Regions from separate parts of the Homo sapiens genome. Here region 1 is linked to region 2. The links are chromatin contacts, found by POLR2A ChIA-PET in ENCODE. All regions are on one chromosome and are shown on one strand. Each heading gives the region's core, a stretch centred on a gene start or an enhancer-like site at or near the end of the contact. The rest is flanking DNA. Distances are from core to core; before and after follow the strand shown.

What was found. ChIA-PET counts read pairs that join two places held with the same protein, here RNA polymerase II (POLR2A).
Region 1: POLR2A ChIA-PET joins it to region 2 with 13 read pairs in BJ. The contact joins two enhancer-like sites. POLR2A ChIA-PET finds 5 or more read pairs at or near these places in 7 of 52 experiments (A549, BJ, H1 and 4 more).

The regions. Positions count from the first base shown.
Region 1 is chr1:9,945,611-9,951,727 of GRCh38, reverse strand. The region is part of intron 1 of NMNAT1 (nicotinamide nucleotide adenylyltransferase 1); the gene reads right to left. It also overlaps the pseudogene RN7SKP269 and the pseudogene TMEM274P. Among named protein-coding and RNA genes, the nearest start is that of NMNAT1, 5.2 kb to the right of the region's middle. Within about 2 kb of position 1,252, at least 22 of the 41 ENCODE cell types and tissues checked have a DNase peak (open chromatin) inside an H3K27ac peak, as active enhancers do.
Region 2 is chr1:9,765,017-9,771,293 of GRCh38, reverse strand. All of the region lies in intron 2 of CLSTN1 (calsyntenin 1), which reads left to right. Among named protein-coding and RNA genes, the nearest start is that of CLSTN1, 56 kb to the left of the region's middle. RefSeq lists a silencer at 3,077-3,277. Within about 2 kb of position 4,298, at least 5 of the 41 ENCODE cell types and tissues checked have a DNase peak (open chromatin) inside an H3K27ac peak, as active enhancers do.

The DNA.
Region 1 (6,117 bases), core at 3-2,502, 180 kb before region 2:
TGAGGCAGGCAGATCGATTGAGCCCAGGAGATGAAGACCAGCATAGGCAATGTGGAGAAACCCCATCTCTACAAAAATTACAAAAATTAGCTGGACCTGGTGGCACGTGCCTGTAGTCCCAGCTACTTGGGAGGCTGAGGCAGGAGGATCCCGTGAACCCAGGAAGTCAAGGCTCCAGTGAGCCATGCTCACACCACTGCACTTTGGCCTGGATGACAAAGCAACATCTTGCCTCAAAACAAACAAACAACAACAACAACAACAAAAAAAAACTGAAGCTGTTGGATTGGGTTTGGCACAGTATACAGCAAGACTTCTATTTCTTGCTAAATTGGCACCTTCATTTAAATCCTTGTGGCAAAACATTTTTAACACATTCTGATTAAAAGACAAAGTATTCCTCATAGCACCTTTTCTCTCTCAAATGTAGGAAACAACAACCCCTGAACTTTACTACTTGTCTGTGCTCCTGTCGGTGAGCAGCTTAACTTCTACAGGTAAGCAAGAAAACTTCCCAAGTAACCAATCCTTGTCAAAGGCTTACCAGTCCTTCGAGGCAAGTAACTACTCAACCAGCACTGTGACTGTGATGTTGCAAGGAGAATATTAAGCTCTAGTTCCTCTTTTTTTTTTTTTTTTGAAACAGAGTCTCACTTTGTTGCTTAAGCTGGAGTGCAGTGGCGTGATCTTGGCTCACTGCAACCTCCTCCTCCTGGATTAAAGCAATTCTTCTGCCTCAGCCTCCCCAGTAGCTGGAATTAAAGGTGTGTGCCACTATGCCTGGATAATTTTGGTATTTTTAGTAGAGATGGGGTTTCGCCATGTTGGCCAGGCTAGTCTTGAACTCCTGACCTCAACTGATCCACCCGTCTCAGCCTCCCAAAGTGCTGGGATTATAGCTGTGAACCACTGTGCCCACACCCTAGTTCCTCTTAAAGCAAGAGATCCAAGAAGCTAAGAAGTATGAAAAGCAAAGCAAAGAAAACGGGGGGAGGGGAGGGTTAGGATGGCATATGAAAAGCCATCCTTCTCACGTTACTTCCACTGCATTTAATGAGATCCTATTCTTTATCCTGTAGTGCTTTTGTCAGGCCTGGGGCTGATCTGGCGGGCCAGGGTGACCTGTCGAAGGCCAGATGCTAACCCAACAGTCTGAGCCATCTGGGTCCTGTTTTTCCTGTCTGAGATACTCGTCTCTACCAGGCTGGGCCTGTCCCAGCAGCACTGCCACCTATCGGCCATCACACGACCATCTCCTATCCTGCTATTTCAGCTGAACAGCAGGGCCAATAACAGGAAGCATGTCAAAATCAGTCATTTAGTAGAAAACTGCATTATGCCAGGCGTGGTGGTTCATGCCTATAATCTCAACACTTTGGGAGGCCAAGGCGGGCGGATCACTTGAGGTCAGGAGTTCGAGATCAGCCTGACCAACATGTCAAAACCCTGTCACTACTAAAAATACAAAAATTAGCCGGGCATGGTTGCAGGTGCCTGTAATCCCACCTACTTGGGAGGCTGAGGCAGGAGAATCACTTGAACCCGGGAGGCAGAGGTTGTAGTGAGCCGAGATTGCGTCACTGCCCTCCAGCCTGGGTGACAGAGCGAGACTCTGTCTCAAAAGAAAGAAAAAGAAAGCTGCATTTAAGTATTAATGAGCACTCACTGACAATGGATAAAAAGAAACAGTTCCGCTGAAATCACAGGACTGACATCATAACCCAATTCACCCCAAATAAAGATCTCCTATCAAATACTTTCACAATGATTATTGTGATTTTCTAAACCTCATTTTTTGTTCAATGAAGTTAAGTGGCATCAGCTGGGAGACTGCTATAGAAATAAGTGCTGAAAAAGAGGAAGGAAAATAGAAATCTTAGTAATGAACAAAGGTTTAGTTTCAAAAGACCCCAGTAATTCAGATTGTGTATTTAAACAAGGTCAATTTATTGCTTCTTTAAGAATGTAGTGGGGCCGGACACGGTGGCTCATGCCTGTAATCCCAGCACTTTGAGAGGCCGAGGTGGGCGAATCACTTGAAGTCAGGAGTTTGAGACTAGCCTTGCCAACATGGTGAAACTCCGTCTCCACTAAAAAAAACAAAAAAATTATATATATACACATACATATATATATATACACACACAAAAATTAGCTGGGCCTCTTGGTGTGTACCTATAATCCTAGCTACTCGGGAGGCTGAGGCAGGAGAATCGCTTGAACCCAGGAGGTGGAGGTTGCAGTGAGCAAAGATTGCACCACTGCACTCCAGCCTGGGTGACAGAGTGAAACTCCATCTCAAAAAAAAAAAAAAAAAGCAGTGGAAGATTTTAGAGTAAAAATAACCACAACCTCCCCCTTATAGATTATAACAATCTTCTGCATCATGACAGCTAATTGTTTTCTAGAGAAAATAGCTAAGTGACCTGCATTGTGTTTTGTCTTTCTCTTTTTTTTTTTTGAGACAGAGTCCTGGTCTGTTGCCCAGGCCGGAGTGCAGTGGTGTGATTTCGGCTCGCTGAAATCTCCGCCTCCAGGGTTCAAGCGATTCTGCCTCAGCCTCCCACGTAGCTGGGATTACAGGTGCCTGCCACCATGCCCGGCTAATTTTTGTATTTTTAGTAGAGATGGGGTTTCACTATGTTGGTCAGGCTGCTCTTGAACACCTGACGTCAGGTGATCCACCTGCCTCGGCCTCCCAAAGTGCTGGGATTACAGGCGTGAGCCACCATGGCCAGCCGTGTTTTGTCTTTTTACTTCAGTGTATATTTAACAATTCCGGGCCAGACACAGTGGCTGACGCCTGTAATCCCAGCATTTTGGGAGGCCAGGTGGGTGAATCACCTGAGGTCAGGAGTTCGAGACCAGCCTGGCCAACATGGTGAAACCCCGTCTCTACTAAAAATACAAAAAATTAGCCAGGCATGGTGGCGGGTGCCTGTACCAGCTACTTAGGAGGCTGAGGCAGGAGAATCACATGAACCCAGGAGGCGGAGGTTGCAGTGAGCTGAGATGGGGCCATTGCACTCCAGCCTAGGCAACAAGAGTAAAACTCTGTCTCAAAAAAAAAAAAAAATTCTGAAGTATTTTTGTTAGGGACTAGTTACTCACAAATGGTCCCAATGTCATTAAGGACTGGATACCACTTCATTTTGAGACAGGGTCTCGCTCTATCACCCAGGCTGGAATACAATGGCACAGTCACTGCAACCTCCACCTCCCGGACTCAAGCCATCCTCCCACCTCAGCCCTTACCCCAAGTAGCTGGGACTACAGGTATGCCCCACCAGACCTGGCTACTCTTTTGTATTTTTTTGTAGAGATAAGGTTTCACTATATTGCCCAGACTGGTCTCGAACTCCTGGGCTCAAGCAATCCGCCCACCTTAACCTCCCAAAGTGTTGGGATTACGAGCATGAGCCACCTCACCTGGCCGACAACTCCATTTCTTGAGAAAAAGAACAGTACTAATGGGCAAGAAGAACGTATTCAGTATAAAATCTCCCAAAGTATCTCTGACAGGCACAGCACCTGAACACATGGAAATGACTGTTCATCTGTTCTCATCTGGAGAGGTTACCTAATATATACCCACTATCCCTTGACGCCACCAACATTTTCGGACCACCTTCCACATCCCAGACACAGCACTAAGTTAGGAATTAGAAATGCGAGCAATCACACAATAAGAATGAAATTCCTTTGAAGTAATTATATTACCATGATTAACAGAAATTATTTAGAAACAACACATTCTCTAGACCTCATCAACCACTGCAGGGCTTTGAGCAGAGGAGTGACATGATCTGACATATTTTTAAGGATCTCTCTAGCAGTTGAAGCTGAAAACAGAATGTAGGGAGAGGCAAGGGTACAAGTGAAGACATAAGATGGGAGGCTACTGCAATAATCCAGGTGACAGGTGATGCTGACCTGGCCCTGATGGTGGTAGCAAAGTGATAAGATGTCACTCAATTCTGGGTGTATTTGGAACATACAGCCAATGTGATTTGCAATGGATGGGATGTGGGCTGTGAAAGAAAGAAAAGTCAAGCATGACTCCAAAAGTTTTTGGCCTAAGCAGCTAAAAGAACAGTATTACCTTTAATTGAGAAGAGAATGATAGTGAAGCATGATGGCGTGTGCCTGTAATCCTAGCTACCTGGGACCTTGAGAGCTTGTTTGGAGGTTCTAGCAGGGGAACGCAGCTACTTATATACCCTTGACCGAAGATTAGTCCTCCTCTATTGGGGATGGTCGTTCTCTTCGACTTGAGTGTGCAGCTTCGGGAGGGATATACATGGAGCAGTGAGGGAGGAAGGAGACACCGGCCTAGCCAGCCAGATCAGCCGGATCAACCCTGGTGATCAACGGGGTGAGAGATGTCACAGCCAGGTTGCCCTCACATCCTACTTGGGAGGCGGAGGTGGGAGGATCACCTAAGTCTAGGAGTTCAAGGCTGCAGTGAACCATGATCACGCCATTGCACTCCAGCCTGGGCGACACAGCAAGACCCTGTCTCCAAAAAAAAGAGAAGAGAAAGATGTCTATGGAGTAGGCTTGAGGGGACTATCAGGAGTTCAGTTTACAGAGAAGTGAAGTTTGAGACATCTATTATATATCCAAGTGGTGACAATAAGTAGGCAAGTGGAGAACAAAGCCAAGTTCAGGGGAGAGGTACAGACATACAACAGACTAGAGATTTGGATGTATCTGCATATAGATGGTGTATTTGTCTGCTTGGGCTGTCATACTAAAATACCACAGACTGGGTGACTTAAACAACAGAAATTTACTTTGTCACCATTCTGGAGACTAGAAGCCCAAGATCAAGGTTTTGGCCAATTTGGTCTCTGGTGGCAGCTCTGTTCCTGTCTTGTACATGGCCACCTTCTTGCTAGTCCTCACATAATCTTTCTTCAGTATGTAAGGGTAAGGGGCAAGCTCTCCATTCACTCTTCTGATAAGGACACTAGTCCTATCGGATCAGGGCCCCACACTTATGACCTCATTTAACCTTAATTATTTCCTTACTCCAAATACAACCACACCTAGAGTGACATCTTTGATTCTAAAAGTTCATGTTCTCACCCATTATGCAAGACTTACAATGGTACAAGCTATTTAAGGCAGACATTTAAAAGAGGCCCAAGTGTTCAGAGAGCCTTTGGCTCCTGGTACTTCTTGTTAGCCACTCAAGTTTCATCTGTCCCAGCATTTTCCCTACCTAGTTGGAGCAACTTGCGTTCTCTGGGCTCCCATCCCAAGACCAAGCTGAAGTGTCCTCAACTCCTCCCGCTGCCAAGGAGCATTTATCTGGTTTCCCAGTGACTCCCAGTCTGGAGGTTACTTTCCCCAGTGCTGTCTCCCATGGTTTCCTACCTAACATCTTATTTCTCTTTCTCCAGTTTCTTCTCTGCCTTCTGTCTGAAGGCTTGTATTCTATTTTTGTTTCAGAATGCATTTCTCTTATGCATTAGAAATGTTTTCATTATCCATTAACTCTAAACAAGAACCTAAAGGCATATAAAAAAACCCTTAGCATAGAACTGCTGAATGACTAAGTCACAGAGAAGAAAAGGCAAATACCTCCACTGCTTCGAAGACTGCACACGCTAAAACTACACAAATGCCAGAACAGAACATTGGATTATCATTATCAAAATTAGGGGAAGGCTGGGTGGGGTGGCTCATGCCTGTAATTCCGGCACTTTGCGGGGCCAAGGTGGGAGGATTACTTGAGCCCAGGAGTTTGAAACCAGCCTGGGCAACATGACAAAACCTCATCTCTACAAAAAATACAAAAACTAGCCGGATGTGGTGGCATGCACCTGAAGTCCCAGCTACTAGGGAGGCTGAGGTGCAAGGATCACTTGAGCCTGAGAGATTAAGGCTGCAGTGAGCCGTGCTCGTGTCACTGTACTCCAGTCTGGGTGACAGGGCAAACAAAAACAAAAATTAAAAAATCAGGGAAAGTACACTGTGAACAAATGTTTATTCAGCAAATTTTTCAAATTATTATTATTATTTTTTTGAGACCGAGTCTCACCCTGTAGCCCAGGCTGAAGAGCACGATCTCGGCTCACTGCAACCTCCGCCTGCCGGGTTCAAGCAATT
Region 2 (6,277 bases), core at 3,049-5,548:
TGTTCAGGCTGGTCTCGAACTCCTGGCCTCAGGTGATCCACCTGCCTTGGCCTTGCAAAGTGCTAGTGGATAGATCATTTTAACAGAATTATTTAGTTTATGTTTTTGAGCAGTTTTATATACATTACTGATGTTTTACGCATTTCAAGAAGTGATTGCAGTCCAGGCTTGTGTATTTGCTCCCTCAGGTCCTCCTTTGCCTTTTGAAGTATCAGCAGTCCTGTTGTTCGTGCAGTGTGATCTTACTATGTTGTTAATAATTGATGCACTATTTTATTTTATTTTGTTTTGTTTTATTTTTGAGACGGTGTCTCAGTTTGTCGCCCAGGCTGGAGTCCAGTGGTGCAATTTCGGCTCACTGCAACCTCCGCCTCCCAGATTCAAGCAATTTTCCTGCCTCAGCCTCCCATTAGCTGGGATTACAGGTGCCCGCCACCATGCCCTGCTAATTTTTGTATTTTTATTAGAAACAGGGTTTCACCGTGTTGGCCAGGCTGGTCTTGAACTCCTGACCTCAGGTGATGCGCCTGCCTTGGCCTCCCGAAGTGCTGGGATTATAGGCGTGAGCCACCACACCCAGCCAATAATGCATGCACTTATAAAGCATGCATAGCAATGTCCCAGGCACTACTCTAAGTACTGTACAAATATAAATTTGTATTTAATCCCCAATAACCATAAGATAATAAATACGCTTTTCTGCATTAAAGGCAGGAAGCGGAGGCACAGAATAGTTAAGCTATTGCTCTGGGCGTGTAGCTGGTCGGGGGGTGCAGAGGCAGGGCTCCAGCCCAGGCGGGACAGCTGCCTGCTACGATGACGTAGCTACATCTTTAACTGCACGAAGTTCACAAGGAAGTAGGAAATGAAATGTACGCCGAGTGTTAACTTTGAAAGAAAAAGTCTTATCAATGAAATATTTTTTTCTTACTGTATTTAATTTTATTGTGTATTTCTCAAACTTAAGATATTCTAGATGAAATAATACTTATACAAGTTTATTTTTTAGAGATTCTCAGGTTTTTTTTACTGATGTACAAAAATTATATGTTGTGATATGTATTTTAACTGTATAGAAAAGCAATTTAAATCCAATTATAGTGGTAACTTGGTTGTATTTGCCATAGTGGATAGATAAGTCAATATTTTCCTTTTGGATATTTTCATGGGGGAAGCACAGTTACTCATATAATATTTTTTCTTTCTTTTTTCTTTTTTGGAGATAATTCATATGCCACAAAAATCACCCTTTTTTTTTTTTTTTGAGACGGAGTCTCACTCTGTCGCCCAGGCTGGGGTGCAGTGGCGCGATCTCGGCTCACTGCAAGCTCTGCCTCCCGGGTTCACGCCATTCTCCTGCCTCAGCCTCCCGATTAGCTGGGACTACAGGAGTCCGCCACCGCGCCCGGCTAATTTTTTGTATTTTTAGTAGAGATGGGGTTTCACCGTGGTCTCAATCTCCTGACCTCGTGATCTGCCTGCCTCGGCTTCCCAAAATGCTGGGATTATAGGCGTGAGCCACCGCGCCCTGCCAAAAAATCACCCTTTTAAAGTGTACAGCTCATTGAGTTTTAGAATGTTCCAAAAACCATGCACCTGCCAACCACTGTCTAACTCCAGAACATTTTCATCACCCCAAAAAGGAACCCTTGCACCAAGTGGCACTCATCCCTCAGTCTCCTTCACTCCCAAGCCCTGGCTACCACTACAGATTTCTCTATTCTGGATAATCATGTAAATGCACTGTACGGCTTTTTGTGATGGGCGTCTCCCAGCATGGTGATTTCACAGTTTACCTGTGTTAGGTGCCTAGCAGCCCCTCATTCCTTTTTTTGTTGCTGGATATTATTTCATTCTATGAGTAGATCACATTTTGTTTCTCTGTTCATCCACTGATGGACATTTGAGTTGCTTCTACTTTTTGGCTATTATGGGTCATGCTGCTGTGAACATTCCTGTACAGGTCTTTGTGTGGACATAGGTTTTCAGTCCTTTAGTATACACACAGGAGTGCAACTGATCCCCTTGACTGAAGCGTGGGGTCCTCTGCTGGAGGAGTGGGCAGCTGCATGGGGGGGAGGGAGCACCTGACCTGCAGCCGTATCCCTCCTTACCTCCCTCCCTCCTTCCTTCCCTCCCTTCCTCCCTCCCTCTCTCCCTCTCATTTCCTTCCTCTCTCTCTCCTTCCCTCCTTCGCTTCCTCCCTCTGTCCTTTCCTTCCTCTCTCCCTCCCTCTCCCTCCCTCCCTTTTCCCCTTTCTCCCTCTCTCCCTCATTCCCTCCTTCTGTTCCCCCCTCCCTCACTCCTTCCATCCCTTCTTCCCTCCTTCCCCCTTTTCCTCCCTCCCTCCCTCCCTCTTTCCCTTTCTCCTTTACTTTCTCCCTGTGTTGCTTCCTCCCTCCCTCCCTCTTCTGTTGCTTTGGTGCCACCCAACACAGAACCCCACCCCCGTGGTGCCACCCAACACAGAACCCCGCCCCCATAGTGCCACCTAACACAGAACCCCGCCCCCATGGTGTCACCCAACACAGAACCCCGCCCCCATGATGCCACCCAACACAACCCCACCCCCATGGTGCCACCCAGCACAGAACCCCACCCCCATGGTGCCACCTAACAGAACCCCGCCCCCATGATACCACCCAACACAGAACCCTGCCCCCATGGTGTCACCCAACACAGAACCCCGCCCCCATGGTGCCACCCAGCACAGAACCCCGCCCCCATGGTGCCACCCAGCACAGAACCCCGCCCCCATGGTGCCACCCAACACAGATCGCCAACCCCATGGTGCCACCCAGCACAGAACCCCACCCCCATTGTGCCGCTCAACACAGAACCCCGCCCCCCTGGTGCCGCCCAGCACAGAACCCCGCCCCCCGGTGCCGCCCAACACAGAATCCCGCCCCCATGGTGCCGCCCAACACAGAATCCCGCCCCCATGGTGCCGCCCAACATAGAACTCCGCCCCCATGGTGCCGCCCAGCACAGAACCCCGCCCCCATGATCTTGCCCAACATAGAACCCCATCCCTATGGTGCTACCGAACACAGAACCCCGCCCCCATGGTGCCGTCCAGGACAACCCCGCCCCCATGGTGCCACCCAGCACAGAACAGGACCCTATGAGACTGAGCAAGGGAGGTCAGGAACAGAGACCCTAGAGCCGAGGGACCAGTGAGTGAATCGTAGCTCTGCTACTTATTGGCTGTGTGGCCTTAGGCAAATTACTTACCCTTTCTGTGCCTCCATTTCATCATTTGTAAAAGGATAAGATGTCACAGACCTCATTAATGTCACAGACCTCATTGGTTTGGGGGAATGTTAGCTTCTTTATTCATACGTGTGAAGAGCTTTAAACAGTGGGTGGTACAGTAATTACCACCTACAGTATTTGCCGCTGCTGTTATTACTACTAATAGAATCTTTTAAAAATATTTTTTCACTTAACATTTTGTGAGAAATATTTTTTCATCTTTCTACAAAAGTCGTTATAGTGTTGCATTTTCTTACAGACTTTCTTAAGTATTTTTTGGATAAGACAGAGGCTAGACCTGGAGCCTTATTTTCATCTTAGATTGATTTGGGTGATGACATTGAGTTTAATTTCGCACCATGTTGAGGAGGAGGGTGGTGATGGTGGTGGCATCTAACGTTTATTGAGTGCCTGCAGTGTGGCAGAGGTTGCTCTGAGGGCCCGGTGTGGGTTACTTTCTCCGATTCTTTTCAGCAGGTTTTTTTTTTTTTTTTGAGATGGAGTCTTGCTCTGTTGCCCAGGCTGGAGTGCAGTGGTGCTATCTCGGCTCACTGCAACCTCCGCCTCCTGGGTTCAAGCAATTCTCCTGCCTCAGCCTCCCGAGTAGCTGGGACTACAAGTGCATGCCACCATGCCTGGCTAATTTTTTGTAATTTTTATTAGAGACGGGGTTTTACCGTGTTCCCCAGGCTGGTTACGAACTCCTGAGCTCAGGCAGTCTGCCCGCCTCGGCCTCCCAAAATGCTGGGATTACAGGCGTGAGCCACTGCGCCCAGCCTCTCTTCTCCAATCTTACGCAGTAGACATGCCCACTGTCCCTGTTCTCCAGGTGAGGAACCAGGCTCAGCGTGTCTGCCAGCTGCGTGACAGCAGGAGAAGCTACTTTGTTTTCCATTTTATCCCCAAAACCTCCGTCAGTGCCTGGAACACAGTCACTCCATAGATATTTGTAGAGGGAGGAGATGAGTTTACCCAGGATCACACAGCTCATAAGTGACAGAGCCGCCTCTGGGCCCAGCTCACTGTGTGAACATTCCAGTTCATAGTGTGATCCCACTACAAGGCATGTGTGTGTGGGTAGCCACAGGAGTTCACTTGTTAGAGCTCTGAAATGAATGCACATGCAATGCTGGGAGCTTAGTCATTGAAGCTCCTTGTAAGTCATCACTAATCAGACATTCACAATGAAGATCCAGTCTCGCCCGGATTGTTTCCTTGGGGTGAAATTCTGATACAGAGTCTTGGTATTTGTCAAGTGTTTTAGGAAATTTAAATGATTCAGTTTCTTGTTCTGCGCCTTCTCTTTAATCTGCTGAAAGCCTGAGTAGTCATGGGTCAGAAAACAATTTTTGTATTTTATTATTTATCTATTTATTTTTGAGACAGGGTCTCGCTCTGTCACCCAGGCTGGAGTGCAGTGGCGCGATCTCGGCTCACTGCAACCTCTGCCTTCCGGGTTCAAGCAATTCTCATGCCTCAGCCTCTCGAGTAGCTGGGATCACAGGCGTGCACCACCACGAGCCAGCTAATGTTTTGTATTTATAATAGAGACGGGGTTTCACCATGTTGGCCAGGCTGGTCTCGAACTCCTGGCCTCAAGTGATCCTCCGCCTTGGCCTCCTAAAGTGCTGGGATTACAGGCGTGAGCCACCGCGCCCGGCCTATTTTGTTTACATTTTATATATTTCGTGGAGAGTTACCAGCTTGAGCCTCATGTGTGGGCCACAGGGTTGGGGCCTTGAAGATGATGCATTCTGTTCTTGTCAGAAGCCGTGCCTCCTCTTCTTGTTTCCTCTTCAGAGCTCCTCCTTCTAGGAGGTGGTGGTGTTCTAGCAATCTCTTTCCTGCTTTTCCAGATTAAGTATGGATGTTTTACAAGATTGGTTGAACCATAATGATACAAATAGAATCCAAAAGAAGTTTCAGGGCAAGAATGGGAACTTAGTTTTCATTGATAGTCAGTTAGAGCCCACCGAGGAGCCCTGTGATACTCTTGTCTGTATTCTTTGTTATGAATGTGATTCACATGCCCTGAGGGTGGCCAGTGGGGTTAACTGCTGCATTTCACTGCCCAGTTTTGCTTTTTTAGCACATGTAACTGAGCTGACCTTGTGCTTGCAGCAGTGAATTGGTTGACCTGCATGAAATTGCCTTTTTTTTTTGAGACAGAGTCTCGCTGTGTCGCCCAGGCTGGAGTGCAGTGGCGCGATCTTGGCTCACTGCAACCTCCCGGGTTCAAGCGATTCTCCTGCCTCAGCCTCCTGAGTAGCTGGGATTACAGGCGCCCGCCGCCACCACGCCCGGCTAATTTTTGTATTTTTAGTAGAGGGAGGGTTCCGCTTTGTTGGCCAGGCTGGCCGCAAACTGCTGACCTCAGGTGATCCACCTGCCTCAGTCTCCCAGAGTGCTGGGATTACAGGTGGAGCAACGGCGCCTGGCCTCCATTTTTTTTTTTCTTTTTTTGAGATGGAGTCTCCGTTTCCCGGGTTCAAGTGATTTCGGCTAATTTTTGTATTTTTAGTAGAGACAGGGTTTCACCATATTGGCCAGGCTGGTCTCAAACTCTTGACCTCAAGATCCCCCTGCCTCAGCCTCCTAAAGTGCTAGGATTACAGGATTGAGCCACCGCACCAGGCCAATTTTTTCTTTTTTCTGAGATGGAGTCTCGCTCTTGTCGCCCAGGCTATAGTGCAATGACGCGATCTCAGCTCACCGCAACCTCCGCCTCCTGGGTTCAAGCGATTCTCCTGTATCAGTCTCCCGAGTAGCTGGGATTGCAGGCGCCCGCCACCACGCCCGGCTAATTTTGTATTTTTAGTAGAGATGGGGTTTCTCCATGTTGGTCAGGCTGGTCTTGAACTCCTGACCTCAGTTGATCTGCCTGCCTCCCAAAGTGCTGGGATTACAGGCCTGAGCCACTGCGCCTGGCCCAATTTTTTTAAATGTTGAAATATTAAGGTATTTGAAAAAAAAATGACATTTCACATGCTTCAGCTTAATCGAAGGCAATAATGCATTGAGT